Linked DNA regions of Homo sapiens: region 2 is linked to region 1. A link is an interaction called in ENCODE POLR2A ChIA-PET data of the cell type or tissue named here. Cell type or tissue: GM12878. All regions are shown on one strand. Links, peaks and the distances in the headings refer to the core of each region. The heading gives the core; the rest is flanking DNA.

The links. Peaks named below come from ENCODE experiments on the same cell type or tissue, not always from the same donor. Only the 100,000 strongest peaks of a DNase experiment are listed, where the experiment ranks them.
Region 2: POLR2A ChIA-PET joins it to region 1 with 5 read pairs; 5 of 35 experiments call an interaction of 5 or more read pairs at or near these places.

What each region holds. Positions count from the first base shown.
Region 1 is chr16:10,390,908-10,396,289 of GRCh38, forward strand. All of the region lies in intron 1 of ATF7IP2 (activating transcription factor 7 interacting protein 2), which reads left to right. Among named protein-coding and RNA genes, the nearest start is that of ATF7IP2, 7.5 kb to the left of the region's middle. In GM12878, for the core only: no CTCF peak of the experiment used is centred there; no DNase peak of the experiment used is centred there.
Region 2 is chr16:10,295,220-10,300,601 of GRCh38, forward strand. No RefSeq gene overlaps it. Among named protein-coding and RNA genes, the nearest start is that of ATF7IP2, 88 kb to the right of the region's middle. RefSeq lists an enhancer at 2,569-2,618. In GM12878, for the core only: no CTCF peak of the experiment used is centred there; DNase peaks (open chromatin) are centred at 2,362 and 3,495; H3K4me3 peaks cover 1,030 bases; H3K27ac peaks cover 2,767 bases.

The DNA of each region.
Region 1 (5,382 bases), core at 85-5,084:
ATCCCAATGGTTTAGGAGGCCAAGACTGGAGGATTACTTAAGCCTAGGAATTTGAAGCCAGCCTGGGCAGCATAATGAGACCCCATCGCTATGAAAAACAATTAGCTGGGTGCAGTAGCATGCGCCAGTAGTCCTAGCTACTCTGGAGAATGAGATGGGAGAATTGCTGAGCCCAAGAGTTCAAGGTTACAGTGAGCTATGATCGCGCCATTGCATTCCAGCCTGGGCCACAGAGAGAGACCCTGTCTCAAAAAAAAAAAAAAATGTGCTGGGCGTGGGGGCTCACACCTGTAATCCCAGTACTTTGGGAGGCTGAGGTGGGTGGATTGCTGGAGCCCAGAAGTTCAAGACCAGCCTGGGCAATAAAAATTTTAAAAAGACCAGGCGCTGTGGCTCCCAGCTACTCAGGAGGCTGAGATGGGAGAATCACTTGAACCCAGGAGGCAGAGGTTGCGGTGAGCGGAGATCTTGCATTGCACTCCAGCCTGGGCAACAAGAGTGAAACTCTGTGTCAAATAAAAAAAGAAAAGGAATATGGCAGGAAATTATGAAATGGAACACTGTATAATAGGAAGCTAGCAAACTTAAAGTACTTTGACAGCCTCTTTTTGTCTTTTTTGTATTTTTGTTGACTTTGACAATCTTGGTACATGTTTAATAAAAATGATCAAGAAAAAGAGAAAAGCACATCACTAATATCAAGAATGAGGCCGGGTGCAGTGGCTCATGCCTGTAATCCCAGCACTTTAGGAGGCCAGGTCAGGTGGATTACCTGAGGTCAGGAGTTCAAGTCCAGCCTAGCCAACATGGTGAAACACTATCTCTACTAAAATACAAAAATTAGCTGGGCATGGTGGTGCACGCCTGTAGTCCCAGCTGCTGGAGGGCTGAAGCAGGAGAATTGCTTAAACCCGGGAGGTGGAGGTTGCAGTGAGCTGAGATCGTGCCACTGCCTTTCAGCCTGGGTGACAGAGTGAGATTCTGTTTAAAAAAAAAAAAAGAAAAGGAGGGACAGCACTACAGGTATTACACATACAATTAGAGAATACTATAAGAACTTTGTGTTGACAAATTTTAAATTGTGTTGAAATGGAAAAATAGGTAAAATTGACACCAAAAGATATAAAAAGTATGAATGGTTGTATTATCTTTTTTTTTTTTTTTTTGACGGATTTTCACTCTTTTCCCCAGGCTGGAGTGAACGGGCAAGATCTCAGCTCACTGCAACCCCCACCCCCCAGGTTCAAGTGATTCTCTTGCCTCAGCCTCCCAAGTAGCACCCGCCACCATGCCCAGCTAATTTTTGTACTTAGTAGAAATGGGGTTTCGCCATGTTGGTCAGGCTGGTCTTGAACTACTGACCTCAGGTGATCCACATGCCTTGGCCTCCTAAAGTGCCGGGATTATAGTCATGAGCCACTGCGCCTGGCCTTTTTTTTTTTTTTTTAAACTGGAGATGACATCTCCAAGATGGTTTTGAACTCCTGGGCTGTTTGAGCCTTGGCCTCCCAGAGTGCTAGGATTACAGGTGTGAGCCACTGCTCCCAGCTGGTTCTACCTCAATTTTAATGGAAAACCTTTACCACTAAGTTAACCCCAGGCCCAAATGGCATTAGTGGTTAATTATTCTAATATTTAAGGAAAAATAACACCATTCACACAGAAATTGTTCAGAGACTAGAAAGACTTTGTAGTTTGTATGAGGTCAGCAAACCTTTGATATCAACACCCAATAAAATAGACCCATCTCTCATTAACATTGATATAAAAATTATAAACATAATGTTAGCCATTTATAGGCCAGGCACAGGCCCATAAATTGTCTAATGTCAGCACTTTGGGAGGCCAATGCAGGAGGATTTCTTGAGCCCAAGAGTTGAAGACCAGCCTGGGCAACATAGTGAGACTCTGTCTTTAAAAAAAAAAAAAAATTAGCTGGGTGTGATGGGCGCCCCTGATGTCCCTGCTACTTGAAGGGTCAGGTTAGAGTCTTGTTTGAGTCCCGGAGGTTGAGGCTGCAGTAAGCTGTGTTCATGCCCACTGTACTTTAGCCTGAGCAACAACGTGAATCCATGTCTCCAAAAGAAAAGAAAAATGAAGTTTTAAAAATGAAACCATTAGGCCAGGTGCGATGGCTCACACCTGTAATTCCAGCACTTTGGGAGGCTAAGGTGGACGGATCACTTGAGGTCAGAAGTTTGAGACCAGCCTGGCCAACATGGTGAAACCCCCTCTCTACTAAAAATACAAGCATTAGCTGGGCATGGTGGTGGGCACCTGTAATCCCAGCTACTTGGGAGGCTGAGGCAGGAGAATTGCTTGAACCTGGGAGGCGGAGGTTGCAGTGAGCTGAGATTGCCTCAATGCCAGTGCACTCCAGGCTGGGTGACAGAGTGAGACTCTGTCTCAAAAAAAAAAAAAAAAAAAAAAAAAAAGACACCATTGGAAAAATCCTATGGCAGTAAAGGAATAGAACAAAAGGCATGAGACATAAGCCAAAAAGTGAAAGGCAGACATAAATCAAGCTACAGGTGGACCCTGAATTGTGATTTGACATGATTTTTAGTTTATGATGCTACAGAAAGTGATAGGCATTCGGTAGAATATAAAGCCATGAGAAATTCAAGACTTCAGTATAAAATCAACTTTGGGTTAAATTATTTTGCTCAATTGTAGGCTAATATGAGTGTTCTGAACATGTTTAAGGTAGGCTTAGGTTTTGCTATGATGCTCGGTAGGTTAGTTGTACCTGTATTAACTGCATCTTTGACCTAGGATATTTTCAATTTCTGATAGGTTTTTTGGGATGTAATACTACTGCAAGTCACACAGCATCTGTATGTCAATAGTAATATGAAGGCCAGGTACAGTGGCTCATGTCTGGAATCCTAGCACCTTGGTAGGCCGAGGATCATTTGAGGCCAGGAGTTTGAGATGAGCTTGGGCACCATAGTAAGACCTTGTCTCTACAAAAAAATTTTAAAATTAGCTGAGTGTGATGGCACATACGTGTAGTCCCAGCTGCTTGGTAGGCTGATGTGGGAAGATCACTTGAGCCCAGGAGTTCAAGGCTGCAGTGAGCTCTGATCTCAGCACTGTGCATGATAGAGAGACCTATCTCTAAACAAACAAAAACAACCAAGTAATGTCAGGTGTGAAAGGATTAAACAATCCCATGAAATGGCAGAGATTTTCATACTGAAGGGAAAAACAGCCTTGGCCTATAGGCTGTTTACAGGAGACAGACTTTGGATTCAAAGATGCAAATAGGCTGAAAGTAAAAGGATAGATGAAGATACAACATGCAAATAGCAACCATAGTAAAGCTATCGTGCCTATACTGATTTCAGACAAAATATACTGAAACAGTATTGCTGGAGATACATAGGGACATTCTATAATGACAGAAGAGTTGGTGCCTCAGGCATACAAATCATAAACATATATGCACCTACTAAGAGAGCAGCAAAATGTATGAAGCAACTATTGACAGAATTGAAGGAAGAAATGCACAGTTCAGTAATAATTGGAGAATTCAATACAACACTGTCATAATGGATAGAAAACTGAGGAAATCAGTGAGACAAGAGACGACTTGAGCAACACTAAACCAACTAGACTTAAGAGATATCTTTGAACAGTCCACCCAACAACAGCAGAATAGACTTTTGGAGTGTATGTAGAACATCCATCAATATAGTCACACTAGGCCATGAAGCAAACCAACACACTTAAAAGGACTGAAATTATGGGAAAGAACATTATCTGACCAGTGAATAAAATCAGAAATCAGTACTAAAAAGAAACTTGAGAAATTTACAAATATGTTGAAATTAACACTCCTAAATAATGGGTCAAAGAAATCATGAGGTTAATTAGAAAATACTTTGAGGTGAATGAAAATGAAGACAAACATATCAAAGGTTTTGGAGGGTACAATTACAGCAATTCTTAGAAAATTTATAGTGATAAATGCTATATTAAAAAAGACCTCAAATCAGTAACCTAGACCTTTTAAGAAAAACTGGAACTAGAAGAACAAACTGAGCCTGAAGTCAGCAGAATGTAGGAAAAAATTAGTGTGGAAATTAATAGAATAGACAAAAATAGAAAAGGAAACCATAAATCATTTTCTTAAACGATCAAGAAAATTAAACATTCAGCTAAACTGAGCACAAAAAAGGGAGAGAAGACTCAAATTACTAAAATCAGGAATGAATGAGGGGACATTACTTCTGACCTTCCAGTAGTTAAAAAAAAAAATTATAAGGGAATACTATAGAATAATTCCAATTGTATGGTACTCCATTTAATAGATGAAACAGACAAATTCCTAAAAAGACACAAAACTGCCAGAACTGACTGAAGAAGAGGAAAATCTGAACAAACATAAACAAAGCAGTGGAATTAGGACAAAATGAAAAGCCCCAAATCAGATGGTTTTATTAGTAAATTCTACCAAACATTTAAAGGTACAGTTCTTCAATTCTTTCAAGAAATAGAAGAGGACAGAACATTTCTGAAATAATTCTGTAAGGCTAGTATTATTTGGATACCAAAAGCAGACCCCAATACTATAGGAAAAGAAAACTGCAGAACGATGTTTTTTTAATGTATAGAGATGTGAAAATCCTCAACCAAATACTAGTAATTTGAAATTAACATAAAAGGATTATACACCATGACCAAGTGAGATTTATTTCAGGAATGCAAAATAAATTTCTCATGCAAGAATCTTTAATGTTAAGTGCCATATCAAAGAGAACAAAGCTACATGATCTTTTTAAGAGATAGTGAAAAGCATTGATAAGATCCAGTGTCCCTTCATGATAAAAACATTAAACAATAGGGAAAGTTTGGAACTTCCTTAACTTGTTAAAAAGCATCTGTAAAAAAACCCACGGTTAACATCATAGTGGAGGATTGGAGGTTTTCCTGCTAATTCAGGAACAAGATGGACCCCTCCTGGCATTTCTATTCAACATTGTACTGGAGGATCTAGTCAGGAAAATGAAGCCCATTTTTTTTTTTCAAATAATAAAAGCATCGAAATTGGAAAGGGAGAAGTAAAATATACACGGATAACATGATTTAATATGTAGAAAATTCTAAGAGATTCACAAACCATTAAAGATAAAAGCCAGTTCAACAAAGTTGAAGGATGGAAGATCAGTGTACATAAATCTGTTTTATTTCCATATACTTGCAAAGAGGAATCCAAAACTGAGATTGAGGAAAGCATATATAATAGCATCAAAAAGTAGTACAAAACATATACTCTGAAAACTGCAGAATGTTGAGAGAAATTAAATAAGTAAATAGATAATCCCATGTTCATCTAGCCAGAGGACTCATATATTTTGGTTATTAACCCCTGATCAG
Region 2 (5,382 bases), core at 330-5,329, 95 kb before region 1:
TCTCTTCACACGGACCAAGTGAAACCACCGAGTCAAGAAATTTAGCAACTGTCGTTTTTTTGTATTTCTCCTAAATTGGATTTTCCAGAAACACAATGAATATTTATAATGGCATTAATGAGCTCACTTATCACCAAGTGCTGGTTTGCAGACGTGATCTGAATGATGCCACCTTTCACTCTTTCTTTTTGAGTCTTTTGGCCAAGAATTACCATGTAAGGTTTTGCACAAGAAAGGAAATCTGCCATCTATTTGGTGCAATGGCCTTATTTGTGTATTCAAAAAGACATGATCCGGAGTGGGAGGTTTCATTAAAGTGGTTGCAACCCTCCAAGGCATTCTTCTTGCACTATTTGTCTGTGGAGCTTTGGGGTAGAAATTAATCAAATTTTTGGCAGAGATTTGTAGGATATTAATGTTGGTTGGGGATTTGATCCACTGTTTTCTTGAAGTGGGAAGAAAAGATCCCAGGAACACTGCCCAGCTAAGGGTGAGTGAATGTGATGGTAATTTACATGGAAAGGATTAACCAATTCTTCCTGAAGGATGAAACTGATCACCTTTGAGAGGTAGTGTGCCTCAGGGTCTGTTCCCACCCTTCCTCAGTGGCTGGGCTGAAACTACTGCCCCTGGTTCTCAGTTAAACCTTAGGATTCTCAAGTGCAGGGTTTCTCTATCTTTGCCTGAAAGATTGAAACTTTGAGACTGGGCGTGGTGGCTCACACCTATCATTCCAGCACTTTGGGAGGACAAAGTGGGTGGATCACTTGAAGCCAGGAGTTGGAGACCAGGCTGGGCAACATGACAAAACCCCATCTCTACAAAAAATACAAAAATTAGCTGGGCATGGTGGCATGCACCTCTGGCCCCAGCAACTCAGGAGGCTGAGGTGGGAGGATCGCTTGGTCCTGGGAGGTGGAGGTTGCAGTGAGCTAAGATCATGCCACTGCACTCCAGCCCAGGCAACAGAGTGAGACTCTGTCTCCAAAAAAAAAAAAAAAAAAAAATTCAACCTCTAGAAGCAAAGTAGAGAATCTCATTCCTATCCAGCTGGCACTGACTATGTGGGAGTTTGACATTATGTTTAGGGGCTAAAGTTTTTTTATTCCAATAGATCATGTACGAGTTAAGGGATATTATCCATTCGAATAAAACCTTCGCCCTCTGAAAGTTCCCTGAAAATCAACTGACAAAATGTAAATGATAGAAGAAAAGGCATACACGTTTATTAGCATGTGCTGGGGAGGATCGCAGAGTGATGGCCTAATATCCCAAAGGGATACAGATTCTTCTATATCCGACTTCTTAGGGGAGAGGATCATGGAAAAGTGTGAATGATTTTAGGAGAATAGCAAAGGATTTTTATTTTTATTATCATTATTATTTTGAGACAGAGTTTTGCTCTTGTCGCCCAGGCTGGAGTGCACTGGCGCAATCTCCACCTACTACAACCTCCGCCTCCTGGGTTCAAGCAATTCTCCTGCCTCAGCCTCCCGAATAGCTGAGATTACAGGTGCCCACCACCATGCCCAGCTAATTTTTGTATTTTTAGTAGAGACGGGGTTATGCCGTGTTGGGCAGGCTGGTCTCCAACTCCTGACCTCAGGTGATCCACCCGCCTCGGCCTCCCAAAGTGCTGGGATTACAGGCGTGAGCCACAGCTCCCAGCCACAAAGGATTTTTAGGGGAATTCAATGGGCTTAGAGAACACACAGTGGCTCAGAACAAAGTCTGTTGGGTCTGCAGAGCAGAAAATGATTTGTGACAAGTCTGTTCAGGTGTGTTGGCAGACTTCAGTCAGTCTTCCTGCGATGTGAGTTCAGCTAATGAAAACTCAGGGACCGGGGTCATTGTTTTCTTCTTTTTCAGGTCCGGGCTTTAGGTAGATAAGGGAACTTCAGAGAACAACTTCATCCTGTGTTTTGGGAGACACGGAGGACTGAGCGATGAGAAGTAGGTGGGTGAGGTCAGAGAGACCTTAGGTCTTCCTCAGTTCGGCCCATCAGAGTGCCCTATTTTGGGGTATCGGTTTCTGACTCCCAACAATGGTGAAAAAATTGGGCTTGAAGTGGACTGGAAAGTTAGTAAAATTTCTTTAACTGTAGCAGGAGGAGTCATAGACACAACCTCTCAGACACCGGATTGTGGAAGGAAAGAGCTTTATTCTTCTGGGAGCATCGGCAGACTCAAGTCCTAGAAACTGAGCTCCCTGAATAAGTAATTCCTGTCCCTTTTAAGGGCTCACACCTCTAAAGGGACTGCATGAAGAGGGGGTCGTGACCGATTGGGCAAGCGAGGGGTAGGTGACTGACGGCTGCATGCACCAGTAATCACAACGAAACAGAACAGAACAGGGAGTTTCACAACGCTTCCTCATACAGTGTCTAGAATCTATAGATAACTCAAGCAGTGAGGTCAGGGGTTGAATTTTAACTACCAGGCCCGAAATGTGACGCTGGGCTGTCTGACTATGAATTTCACTTCTGCTTATTCTTTTAACTTCTACCTTTTCAGCAAACAAGAAATTAAGTATAAGACAACATGAGGAGTGGTCTCCTTTCTCATGACCACCTCCGCTAGTTCAGAGAAAGGCGCCCACAGTGACTGGGTGACCAAGATATAGTTGCCTCAGACATTTGCATTTCAAAGGGGATAAATCCAAGACCTTTGAAAAAAATGTTTCTGGGTTGTAAATCTGGCAAGAGGCTTACTTGCCTCTGAAGAGATTTATAGACACACCAAAAGATTAAAGTAAGAATTTACGACCACTAGGTTTCTCTCAGGAATACTCTAAGAGGAGGAGGATATGGTCTCTTTTCTTTTGTGGTAACAGGGGAAATTCTTTTTTTTGTTTTTTCTTTTTTCTTTTTTTTTTTCTTCAATTGGTGATACTCAATTGTCCCAAAACTCTTAGAGTGATTAGAACAGAAAAAGTTAAATATATCATTGATTTATTTTTTCGGTCTATTTTTTTCAAAATGCCATTATAAGGGTAACACAATTTTATTGTGAGGAAACTGGGGAAGTAAAGAAAATCATGAGGAAACTCAAAGCCAGCTTTTGAAGTTCATTCTAAAAGGATGAACTCAATTTGGGTCTGCTTGGTAATTATGTAAATGTCCTGTTATAATTGATAATTAACTATTTTGTGTTTTGCATCATCAAAGCCAGCTCGGTATAGTTGAATAAAAGGTACACCAAATGAAATCTCATATCTAGACTAATTTCAAGAGAACCAAAGGAAATTATTATAATTATCATGAACTTTCTAATCACTAGAACAGCATAAAACCTTTCTTTATGTAGCAAAGTACCAATGAGTGGCAGGTGCAAGATAGAGGCTGTCACAAAAGAAAGGGCAGCCTAAGAATGAGAAGTTATAGCTTCTCTTTTCTATTTCTCCTCCCAGAGGTTGAGTTCTGCATGCCCTCCGTCCCCACAATTCTACTTGACATTGCCACTGCCTTCCTCTAACCTGTCTCTGTTTCTTCCTTACATTGCTGGTGGAATGACCATTCCGTCTGACATATCAGATTATTCACTATTTCTTCCTTCTCTGTTACTCATTTGTTGAACAAGTTTACTGAGCATCTATGTGCCAGCCACTAGCCAAAATGCTGTGGCAAGACCTGGCACAGTGGTTCATGCCTATAATCCCAGCATTTTGGAAAGCTGAGGCATGGCCAATTGCTTGAGACCAAGAGTTCACAACCAGTCTGGGCAACATGGCGAAACTCTGTCTCTACAAAAAAATAAACCAGCAAACAAAAAAAGTTAGCCAGGAGTGGTGGCACACACCTGTGGTCCCAGCTACTTGAGAGGCTGGGGTGGGAGGATCACCTGAGACTGGGAGGTCGAGGCTGCAGTGAGCTGAGATCGCACCAGTGCACTCCAGCCTGGGTGACAGAGAAAGACCCTATCTCAAAAACAAAACAAAACAAAGTGCTGGGGCTATAACCATGAAAGTGATAGGAGAGAGCGCTGGTAACAGTACTCTCTTCTTCATTCTCTTCCTCCTGGCCTATCTCCTTCTTCCTCCTTTCCCTAGTTTCACTACTTGGGGCTCCAATATGAAGACCTTTTTGGATGTATTGCATCTTCGTATCTCCAGGGCCCAGCACAATGGCTGTATTTTCGTACATGCTTCTCCAGCATGTATGAAATGAATGAATTCTCTATTGAAATTATTGGCCAGGCGCAGTGGCTCACGCCTGTAATCCCAGCACTTTGGGAGGCCGAGGCAGGCAGATCACCTGAGGTCAGGAGTTCAAGAACAGCCTGGCCATCATGATGAAACCCCATCTCTACTAAAAATACAAAAAAAGTTAGCTGGGTATGGTGGCAGGCACCTGTAATCCCAGCTATTCTGGAGGCTGAGGCAGAAGAATCGCTTATACCTGGGAGGCAGAGGTTGCAGTAAGCCGAGATCGTACCATTGCACTCCAGCCTGGGCAACAAGAGCAAAACTCCATCTCAAAAAAAAAATAAAGAAAGAAAGAAAAATTATTTATTCAGAGTCTGGGTGCTAGAGCTGTTACAGAAGGAATTAAAACACTACTTGGAATCTTTCCATTTTTATCTACATTGTTTTTTCTGCTTATTAAAATATGAGTCAATATCATAATAAAATCATTACAGAAATAAATAAAATAGAAAGTGCAACTCCTCCGCATTTCTAAATTCAAGAGATAACTGCAATTTACAATTTGATGTGTGCTTCTCTAATTTGTTTCTCTTTTTACGTAGCTCTATCTTTCTATATGCACACCTACATAGGTATATTTATATCCTATACATAATTTTAAAACCCAAACAGTATCATAGTAGTCAAATGAATCTTCAACTGCTTTTTTTTCTTTTTTCTATTTGATGATATATCTTGGCTTGGATTGTGCTGAATTTCTTCTAAATATCTCTCCAACTGTAATTGTATGCTTTTGTATCAAGGCCAGAAGCTCACTTATTTTTATTAACTAGTTCTCATTATTATAAAAGAAATACAAAGCTGGGCACGCCTGCTGACTCCTGTAATCCCAGCACTTTGGGAGGCCCAAGTGGGCTGATTACTAGAGGCCGGAAGCTCGAGACCAGCCTGGCAAACATGGCAAAACCTCATCTCTACTAAAAAAATACAAAAATTAGCCGGGCATCGTGGTGCACGCCTTTAGTCCCAGCTACTCTGGAGACTGAGGCATGAGAATCACTCGCATCCAGGAGGCGGACGTTGCAGCGAGCCGAAATGGCGCCACTGCACACTAGCCTGGGCTATAGAGCGAGACTCTGTCTCAAAAAAATAAACAAAAAAACAAAAATTATTTTACAGAAGCTTCTGCATAATCAATAAAATCATCGGGTCTGGAAACTGTGAAATACTTGGTTACC